Regions from separate parts of the Mus musculus genome. Here region 2 is linked to region 1. A link is a loop called in an ENCODE intact Hi-C map of the cell type or tissue named here. Cell type or tissue: gastrocnemius. All regions are shown on one strand. Links, peaks and the distances in the headings refer to the core of each region. The heading gives the core; the rest is flanking DNA. Region 1 holds the start of Ceacam1 (carcinoembryonic antigen-related cell adhesion molecule 1). Region 2 overlaps 4732471J01Rik (RIKEN cDNA 4732471J01 gene).

Region 1 (5,373 bases), core at 280-5,279:
GAAGTCCAGTCCTATTCTATAAACCCTGCTCAGTCATTAGCTGATCAGCTTTTATTGACAAATCAGAGAATAAATGGGGACCAATGCTTACACAGCCCTGAAGCAGGAGACACAGTATAGATAGTTACCTGGCAAAGGGGCACAGAAATCAGCATTATACAAGGTTAATATTTAAACAATATGCAATAACATTATGCCTACAGAGAGAGTGTGGGGGGGAAGAGAAACACACACTCATTGCTGGTGGGTGTGCAAATTAATAGCCATTATACAAAGCTGTGTGGAAGTCTCTTAAAAAATAGCAATACCATATAACGCAGCTATTTCACTGGACATATACCCAGAGAACCTGTACCCTACCATTGAGATATCTGCACTCCCATGATTACAGCTGCTCCATCCCATATAGCAAGGAAGTAGAACCAACCTAGATCTCCATCAATATATGAATGCACAATACAAGTCTACCACACACTCACACATACACACACACACACACACACACACACTCACACATACACACACACACACACACACACACACACACTGTGAAGTATTGTTCGTCTCTACAGAAAGATGAATCACAAAGTTTACAGGGATGTGGATAGACTTAGAATATATCATGTTAAATGAGATCATTTGATCTCAGGAAGAAAACCCCATATGTCCTTTCTTGTTTGTGGATCCTAGCTCTAATGTCTGCATGTACACATGTAATTACATATATAACATTAGGAAGGAGAACATGAAGGGGTTTGGTCTGGTTTGGTTTGGTTTGGTTTGGTTTGGTTTTCAAGACAGGGTTTCTCTGTGTAGCCCTGGCTGTCCTGGAACTCACTCTGTAGACCAGGCTGGCCTGAAACTCACAGAGATCCTCCTTCCTCTGCCTCCCGAGTGTTGGAGGTGTGCGCCACCGCCTGGCAATGGTGTGGTAGTTCTAAGGAGACAAAGTGCTCCCTCATGGGCTCACACATATGATGTACCTGGTGTGGGCCCTTTGGATGCTCTCTCGCATGTAACCGGTTTTGACGTAAAACAGGCCCTTAGCAAGCAGTGTCCACGTGGGACTCCATGCGGGGCTGCTGCCTTACTGGGAGGCCTGGATCTGAAGTTCTGTCTTTCATCCTTTGAATATTCCTGTACAGTGTAGTTCTTGTAAGTACCAACAATTAGGGCCCATAGTTCTTTAAACAAGAATTTCACCTATAAAAACTATAGAGAGTGAAGACACTCATAAGTATGCTTAAATAATCATAATTATGAATTTATAAAACAAATTCCAAGGAATGCTGACTCACTGCTACTGCATCTCAAATACTAACACACCAGGAATTACACACACTAAGAAGCTTCCTTTTTGTGGTTTTTAATGTTACAATTCTTTTTTTAATATATGTATATAATTTTTATTAGGTATTTTCCTCATTTACATTTCCAATGCTATCCCAAAAGTCCCCCATACCATCCCCCCGACTCCCACTTTTTGGCCCTGGCGTTCCCCTGTACTGGAGCATATAAAGTTTGCAAGTCCAATGGGCCTCTCTTTCCAGTGATGGCCGACTAGGCCATCTTTTGATACATATGCAGCTAGAGTCAAGAGCTCCGGGGTACTGGTTAGTTCATAATGTTGTTCCACCTATAGGGTTGCAGATCCCTTTAGCTCCTTGGGTACTTTCTCTAGCTCCTCCATTGGGGGCCCTGTGATCCATCCAATAGCTGACTATGAGCATCCACTTCTGTGTTTTCTAGGCCCCGGCACAGTCTCACAAGAGACAGCTATATCAGGGTCCTTTCAGCAAAATCTTGGTAGTGTATGCAATGGTGTCAGTGTTTGGAGGCTGATTATGGGATGGCTCCCTGGATATGGCAATCTCTAGATGGTCCATCCTTTTGTCTCAGCTCCAAACTTTGTCTCTGTAATGTTACAATTCTAAAATATGCTATTGTTGGTGAATGAAAGTGCTTTGCTTTAAAATTTAGAAGTCAGAATAAAGCAATTATAGAGAAAGCACAGTTCTAGGATATTGCTGCCCAGGAACAAGATGTACAACTAAGTTACTAGACACATGGGAATGGGAGATCAACCTCATTAGTCACCGTGGAACTGCAGATCAAATGGCAGTCAGTCTCATTTCACAGATATAATAGTCTCTAGCTAAAAAAAAAAAAAAAAGGAATGGATCCTGAAAAGATCTATACACTTGGGATCTTTCCTGGAAACCTTAGTGCTCAACTCCTCCACAGTTTTGAAAGCCTTGTTACCATCCTTAGGGCAACCCAGATGTGAGCTGCAGGTCTCCTCCTGAACACCAGGGGGCGAAATTGGACCATATAATCAACAGAAAAAACTCCTGAGCCATGACCACCCCTTGTATATTTTCTTTATTTACATTTCAAATGTTTTCCCCTTTCCAGGTCTCCCCTTCAGAACCCCCCTATCCTTACCTCCCTCCCCCTACCTCTATGAGGATGCTCCCACATCCACCCATTCTCATTCTCCTGCCCTGGCATTCCCCTACACTGGAGTATTGAACAGCCTCAGGCCTGAGGGCCTCTCCTCCCACTGATATCCAATAAGGCCATCTTCTGCCACATGTTTGGCCAGGGCCATGTGTCACTAATGGATACAGAAAATGTGGTACAGCCGGGCGGTAGTGGCGCACACCTTTAATCCCAGCACTTGGGAGGCAGAGACAGGCGGAATTCTGAGTTCGAGGCCAGCCTGGTCTACAAAGTGAGTTCCAGGACAGCCTAGACTATACAGAGAAACCCTGTCTCGAAAAACAAAAAAGGAAGAAAGAAAGAAAGAAAGAAAGAAAGAAAGAAAGAAAGAAAGAAAGAAAGAAAGAAAGAAAGAAAGAAAGAAAGAAAATGTGGTACATTTACACAACAGACTACTAATCAGCCATTAAAAACAATGACTTCATGAAATTCATAGGCAAATGGATGGAACTTGAGAATATCATCCTGAGTGAGGTAACTCAGTCACAAAGGAACAAACAAACAAGATATGTACTCACTGATAAGTGGATATTAGTCCAAAAGTTCAGAATACCCAAGATTCAATTCACAGACTATATGAAGCCTAAGAAGAAGAAAGACCAAAGTGTGGATGCTTCACTGCTTCTTAGAAGGGTGAACAAAATCTTCACAGGAGGAAATACGGAGACAAAGTGTGGAGCAAAGACTGAAGGAAAGGCCATCCAGAGACTGCCCCACCTGGGGATCCATTCAACATATAGCCACCAAACCTGTACACGATTGTGGATGTCAGGAAGTGCTAGCTGATGGAAGCCGGATCTGTCTGTCTCCTAAGAAGCTTTACCAGAGCCTGACAAGTACAGAGGCAAGGCGAAAGCTCACAGTCAACCATTGGACTGAGCATGGGGTCCCAGATGGAGGAGTTGGAGAAGGGACTGAAGGAGCCGAGGGGGGTTTGCAGCCCAGTGGAGGGAGCAACAGTGCCAAGAGGCCAGACCCCCACAGAGCTCCCGGGATCTGGATGACCAACGAAAGAATACGCAAGAACCTATCTTGCAACCTGGATTGCAGTTTCCATCCCAGTTGACACACCTGGAGCCAGCTCCCTCACCTAACCATACTCTGTCCTCCTGGCTCTTTCCTGTATCTCTGAGAACTCCATTCTGCAAGGACAGCCGATGTGGTCCCTTCCATCCTCCATCATCCATGGGAGAGATGGGAAATCCCAGGGCATTCACCAAGGAGAACAGAGCCATCCTGGGACGGTTACGGAGGGCACGGGCAGACCTGAATCACATTTGGCCAGCACAGGAAGCTGGGGAGGTCTCCCTGGCACCCTCCATAGGAAGGTGGAGCACACAGTCCTCTTTCCAGGACACACAGGTCACCTCCTCCTGCACACCCAGGATATGAAGCCCCTGAGACAACTTGTATCCTAGGATCAGACACATGACTGGTGTCATCAGTGACGATGGATCAGGTCCTACCCAGTCATCACTCAGCTAGGCCTTTCCTTAACCCTCCAGATAACTCTGCCACTTCCTGCCTGGAGTAAACCCCACCTCTGTGAGCATTGAGAGCAGGGCACAGAGGGCTCCCATGGGGGTTTGTGTCACTCTAGGCTACAGGAAATGCTGGAACTCCTGCTGCAGTTGACAGCCCCAAGGCCAGGGCACAGGGCACTCCTCAGCCTTGCTGCTCGGAGTATGTTCTAGAACACTGAACTGGAAAGAGGAATAGAAGGACGGGAGGCCCACACTGACAGGAGTTCAGCATTGTCAGACTCACAGGCTCCACCCCCAGCCCACGTGGATCTGGGAGGTGCCCTCCCCTGGGAGGAGACAAAGCTCCTTTAAGAAAAGCAGGGCAGATATCAGGGCAGCCTGGCTTAGCAGTAGTGTTGGAGAAGAAGCTAGCAGGCAGGCAGCAGAGACATGGAGCTGGCCTCAGCACATCTCCACAAAGGGCAGGTTCCCTGGGGAGGACTACTGCTCACAGGTAAGGAGATATTCCTTCCCAGTAGAGAGCAGGGGAGCTCAGAGACTGGCTGGGCTCTTCTGGGAGAGGAAAGGAACCTGAGAAGGGACATCTGGCTTCTGCTTGAAGCTTGACGGCAACAGGAAGCTCTCAGTGAGTGTGAATTGGCTAGTGGTGAGGAGTAACTCAGTTCTTTGCTATTGTTAAGTTTATCGCACTGGCTAGGATATCCTGAAGACTGAAGTCCACAACTCTGTCAGGGTGACTCTCCACGTAAAAACCAAACTGGGGCAAGTAAACAGAATTATTGCATACTACACTGAGAAATTTGCAAATACACTAGGCTCTGGGACACTGATTTGCAAACAGGTATATGAGCATGTTCCAGGCAGCAGGGATTAAGCCAAAACCCACCTAGCCCTGCACACAAAGCCCTAGTTCTATGTGTAAAACGGCAGACCTGCGAGGGCATCTAGGTGGGGTCAGGTTGGCAAGCACTTCAGAAAAAATCAAAGCAGAGAAAGGCCAGAAAATGAAGGTGCAGGGTCTTTAGAGGAGGGGGTCAGAGAAGATAGGCCTACACTCAGCAAAGACTCTGAGTGTGAGCTGGGGTCTGAGGGCAGTGAGAGGTGAGCTGTGTGAATGCCGGAGAAGAGCGTTTCCTACAGTGGAAAGATGAGGAATGGAGGTGATCTGCTGGCCACCACCCAATAGGACACAGGCACAGCAAGGCTGAGAGGTTTTGCAAAGGTCCTAAGATTGATAGGTCTTTCTCTCTTCCCTCTTAGCCTCACTTTTAGCCTCCTGGAGCCCTGCCACCACTGCTGAAGTCACCATTGAGGCTGTGCCGCCCCAGGTTGCTGAAGACAACAATGTTCTTCTACTTGTTCACAATCTGCCCCTGGCGCTTGGAGC
Region 2 (5,373 bases), core at 56-5,055, 55 kb after region 1:
CTGAGGAAAGCTATCCCTAAGGTATTCACGAAGCTACCAGGATCTGACTCTTGATTGCAGAAGGAGCTGTCGCAGCATTAAAGACAACGCTCAAGCTCTCATAAAAGACTAAAAAGGGGGCTGGAGAGATGGCTCAGAGGTGAAGACACTGACTGCTCTTCCAGAGGTCCTGAGTTCAATACCCAGCAACCACATGGTGGCTCACAGTCATCTGTAATGGGATCTGATGCCCTCTTCTGGTGTATCTGAAGATAGTGACAGTGTACCCACATACATGAAATAAATAAATCTTTTAAAAAAAAAAGACTAAAAAAGAAAATTAGTCCCATCGCCCCATTAACATATAGCCACTATAAACTGATGCACTAGCTGCTAGCTGATACATGGGTGAAATAATGAGCAAAAGATCAGGGCCATTGGGTGAGGAATGTCTGGGACGTATTTCCTGAGAGAGGCAGGTTTGGGCATCTGAACAGTAGGACTACTACGGAAACAGGAGACACAAAAGCAAAAGGAGCCAGGCATTGATCGCTGTTGTAGATGCTCATTTAGCAGTTCTCAAGAAAGTAGTCTAAATTTTTTTCCATTTATTCATTTTAACAACACATGAGGTTGCCTCAGCAGGGGTTGCTGGTCCCTCAGAAAGGAAGGTGATTTGCCAAGGTCAGTGGTACCCTTGGAATTAGAAACCAGCTTGTCTAACTCTAGAGCAGACATTACCACTGTCGAGAAAGAGTAGTGAACCCAGTTTAGGAAAGGGGAGGAAACAGGGATCACCATTACAGAAAGATGTGGTTGAGAAACCAGAAGTTAGGTAAACTTGCTAAAGTGGCTATGTTGAAGGACCATGAAAACTAGGCAGAAAAAAAAAAAAAAAAAAAAGCTGGGCGTGGTGGCGCACGCCTTTAATCCCAGCACTTGGGAGGCAGAGGCAGGTGAATTTCTGAGTTCGAGGCCAGCCTGGTCTACAGAGTGAGTTCCAGGACAACCAGGGCTACACAGAGAAACCCTGTCTCAAGAAGAAAGAAAGAAAGAAAGAAAGAAAGAAAGAAAGAAAGAAAGAAAGAAAGAAAGAAAGAAAGAAAGAAAGAAAGAAAGAAAACAAACTAGGCAGACACACTTAAAGGAAACCCGTGATTGCCAAAGAACCTCTGAAGGTTTGGGGTACAGAAGTCATCGAATGATACCTTGAGCGAGGAGTTCTGGGTTCTAAACAAGAGAAGCTGCTGGAAATGTCAGAGGAGCCATGGGATGGAGGAGTGGGAACGACACTTAGGAGCAGAGCCTGGACTTAAGCAGGAGTCATGCTGGAGGGACAGGTAGGGGAACCTTTAATTGCAGCACTCAGGAGGCAGAGGCAATGATCTCTGTGATCTACATAGAGAGGTCCAAGCCAGCCAGAGCTACACACTGAGATCCTGTGGTATGTTAAAGTCATAGCTACACCAGACAGGCTAGATGCTCCCTCCAGAGTCTGTTCTCACTTCATCCACAAATCAACACAGGTGCAATGAAAATTCATCTCTACCGTGATCTCTTGTTACGTAGTGTGACCCACCACCACCCAGCAGTGATAGCTTACCAAATCCTAGCAGTGGGTGGATGTGTTAGGGGCCAGCCTAGGAAACAAGACCAGAGCAGCAAAGTGAAAGACATGTTGGGGAGGGGAGAGAGAGAGAAGGACAGAGGCAGGGACAGAAGAGGAAGGGAGAGGGCTTTCAGTCTCCACTAGAAGTATCAGAATTGGGGGCTGGAGAGATGGCTCAGCAGTTAACAGCACCGACTGCTCTTCTGAAGGTACTGAGTTCAAATGCCAGCAACCGCATGGAGGCTCAAAACCACCCATAATGAGATCTGATGCCTTCTTCTAGTGTATGAAGACAGCTACAGTGTACTTACATATAATAATAAATAAATCTTAAAAAAAAGTATCAGAATTGTATTTAAACAACAACCTTGTGTGTTCTGTAAGCTCTTCTCTAAAGTATATTCCGATCTAGATGTTAGTGTCCACAATTCTGTCACTCTACAGAGATCCAGGGTGAGGGGTGGGTGGGTGGGGGGTGGGAGGACAGACAGGATGACACAGTTGACCTAGTCACCTAATGCACCCCTTTCTAATCCTAACAGCCTGTCTGGCTTGCTCACTAGGAAACTCCAGTGAGGAAGTGCTGCCACCTTGTGACCATGACTGGTAAAACATACTTAACAGTTCTCAATGGGAAGGTGCCAGGAGGAGGGGACACCAAGTCACAGATGTGGGGAGTGAATCACAACCGCTCATTTTAACAGCACAGCCCACATCACAGAGCACTGTCACAGTTAAGATGAACCCTAATTCTTTCCATTATTACATCTGTATTTGTCACGTGGGTGCACCTGTGGACGTTAGAGGACAACCTGCAGAGTCAGTTCTCGTCTTTCACTGTGAGTCCAGGGATCAAACTCAGTGATGACACCTTCACTGAAGAGCCATTGTGCTGACCCTCAAAGAAGTTTTTATGATTCCGAACAATTTGGTGTCCGTGGAAAACCTAAGTTCCATGCTAAGCACTAACAGTGCAGCCCTCAAAATCATCAGGACTGGGGGGCTGGAGAGATGGCTCAGCAATTAAGAGCACTGACTGCTCTTTCAAAGGTCCTGAGTTCAAATCCCAGCAACCACATGGTGGCTCGCAACCATCCATGAGATCTGATGCCCTCTTCTAGTGCATCTGAAGACAGCTACAGTGTACTTACATATTAATAAATAAATCTTTTTTCTTTAAAAATCATCAGGGGCTGGTGAGATGGCTCAGTGGGTAAGAGCACCCGGCTGCTCTTCCAAAGGTCCCGAGTTCAAATCCCAGCAATCACATGGTGGCTCACAACCATCCGTAATGAGATCTGCCTCCCTCTTCTGGGGTGTCTGAAGACAGACAGCTACAGTGTACTTACATATAACCAATAAATAAATCTTTAAAAAAAAATCATCAGGACATTGTTTTCAGACATCTGGGCCTGATGAAGTGCCAGGAAATAAATGTAGGGTTCCCTGGTCACTTGCGCTCTGTGGTGCTGTTTTATCTCGTGCCTCTCTTCAATCCTGGCCCTGGTCCTGACAAGCACTGGAATTAGCCAGTATCTGAGATCACCCACCACGAGCCCCTCCATTTCTTTCCGTAGGCATATCTGAAGCCCTGCACTCTCCTGTAAGTTTAAGCCAAAGGTTCGCAATTTGTGTATTGAAACCCCTTTGGGAGGAGGAGAGATCAGATGACTCTTTCAAAGGGGTCACCTAAGGTATTTACATTATGATTCTTAACAGCAAAGTTACAGTTATGGAGTAGCAATAAAATAATTTTATGGTTGGGGGTCAGTACAACCTAAGGAACTGAATGTAAGGGTCATTAGGAAGTTGAGAATCACTAGTTTAAGCTATGATGTGAGATTTGTTTAAAAAAAAAAAAAAAGGAGGAGGAGAAGGAAGAGGAGAAAAAATAAAAAGATCCGTGAAAAGAGGCACGGGGCTGGCCACAGCCCAGGTAGGAAGATGCTGCAGATGTAGGATCCCACTCTCACTGTGAACACGGTCCAGCAGGGAAGAAAGCAGTCCTGAGCACTGCTGCTCTGGCTGGACGGTCCTAGAATTCAGCGTCTGCTGTGGTCTCCATGCTTGACCATGGAGAGTGACGGGAGAGCGCAAGGCTTCAGAGTTTGTCTCTGGAAAAAGCTGGAGGGGTGAACACAAAATTGTTTTCTAGAACTCACTATGTGATTCAAAAGGCACACAGGCTGCGCGGCCGGCCCCGAAGCGCTCGCCTAGCAGGGCCCCGGCTCCGCGTCGGGCGCTGAGCAAAGCTGGGGCTGCAGGCCAGGTAAGGAGGGCGCGCGCGGCCCTCAGCCCCGCTCGGCTGCTCCGAGGAAGTTCTCCTGCGCGGCGGATGCTCTTCTGCCTGGTCCAGTCCCATCCTGGTGCTGTCTATGTGAGCCCGCCGGCTGCGCGTCCTCCCAGCACTGCGCTAGGTGCAGTCTGTCAGAAGGTCAATGTCACGCCAGGGCCTGATGATGAAGCGGACCTTGCTGTGCTGGCCCCTGTCTTGCCTCTTTGTGCTGCTGCCCTGGCCCCTGGCCACTCCAACACCAATAACTCCTTGGCTGTGTCCACCTGGCAAAGAGCCTGACCCGGATCCAGGACAGGGCACATTATGCAGAACTTGCCCCCCAGGCACCTTTTCAGCCTCAGGGGACTCCTATCCATGTCAGCCTCATTACCGCTGCAGCCTTCAAAAGAGGTTGGAGGCCCAGGCTGGCACAGCAACTCGTGATACAATGTGTGGAGACTGCCAGCGTGGGTGGTTTGGGCCACAGGGAGTTCCTCATGTTCCCTGTCAGCCATGTCCCAAGGCACCACCAAGTACTGGTGGCTGTGATGAGTCAGGGCGGCAGGGCGAACCTCGGCAGCCTGGGAATGGCACTCGGGCAAGCGGTCCTGAGGAGACGGCTGCCCAGTATGTAGTGATTGCCATCGTTCCTGTCTTTTGTCTAATGGGGCTTCTGGGCATCCTGGTGTGCAACCTGCTCAAGCGGCAGAGCTACCATTGCACAGCCCAAAAGGAAGTCAGGCCCAGCCCTGGTGGAGGAGGCAGTGGGATTAATCCTGCCTATAGGACAGAAGATGCCAACGAGGACACCATTGGAGTCCTGGTGTGCCTGATCACAGAGAAGAAAGAGAATGCAGCAGCCCTGGAGGAGCTGTTGAAAGAATATCACAGCAAACAGCTAGTACAGACAAGCCACAGACTTGTACCCAGGCTGCTGCTAGCCTCACTCAGTATGCCCCACATCTGCCCGCATCACCACCACCTCCACACTGTGCAGGGCCTGGCCTCACTCTCTGGCCCCTGTTGCTCCCGTTGTAGCCAGAAGTGGCCGGAGGTGCTGCTGTCTCCTGAGGCAGCAGCTGCCACCACTGGAGGTGGGACCATCTGCCCCACTGAGGAAGCATCCTGCGGCACAGCACGTGAGCAGATCAAGAGCCCACCTTATCCCTGCAGCCCCGGTCACTTCCATGCAGGGTGCTGTAACCCTGTGCCTGCCCTGAACACATCATAGGAGCCCTCTGTCCCTTAGAGGTCTGGTTTGGTGAAGGAGTGGTATCTGTACCTGGTCCCAAGCTTGTACCTTAGGAACTAGCCACTCTTGCCCATGTCCTGGACCCTGGATGTGACTCCCTCTCTTCTGGCAGGCCCTATAAAGGGAAGGGGTAGCAAAGAGCCCTGTGCTGGTGGCAGAGTACCTGGGTTCCAATCCTGGGCTTATCCCTAGGTACAGATTGTGATCTTAGGGAGGAGAGTTCAGTTCCCAGGACCTCTCCAGCTCTTTGCAGATTCT

The links. Peaks named below come from ENCODE experiments on the same cell type or tissue, not always from the same donor. Only the 100,000 strongest peaks of a DNase experiment are listed, where the experiment ranks them.
Region 2: it touches region 1 in a loop (12-fold over the local background); 40 of 42 quality-filtered maps call a loop at or near these places.

The regions. Positions count from the first base shown.
Region 1 is chr7:25,476,577-25,481,949 of GRCm38, reverse strand. Ceacam1 (carcinoembryonic antigen-related cell adhesion molecule 1) reads left to right here and starts at 4,325. Exons shown (of 9, transcript NM_001039185.1): 1 at 4,325-4,479; 2 at 5,247-5,373. The coding sequence starts at 4,416. The region is part of intron 4 of 4732471J01Rik (RIKEN cDNA 4732471J01 gene); the gene reads right to left. In gastrocnemius, for the core only: a CTCF peak has its summit at 2,306 (motif pointing right); a DNase peak (open chromatin) is centred at 2,317; H3K4me3 peaks cover 1,291 bases; H3K27ac peaks cover 1,639 bases.
Region 2 is chr7:25,421,446-25,426,818 of GRCm38, reverse strand. The region is part of intron 4 of 4732471J01Rik (RIKEN cDNA 4732471J01 gene); the gene reads right to left. It also overlaps the pseudogene Gm20949. Among named protein-coding and RNA genes, the nearest start is that of Cxcl17, 11 kb to the right of the region's middle. In gastrocnemius, for the core only: CTCF peaks have their summits at 237 (motif pointing left) and 2,182 (motif pointing left); DNase peaks (open chromatin) are centred at 2,182 and 4,261.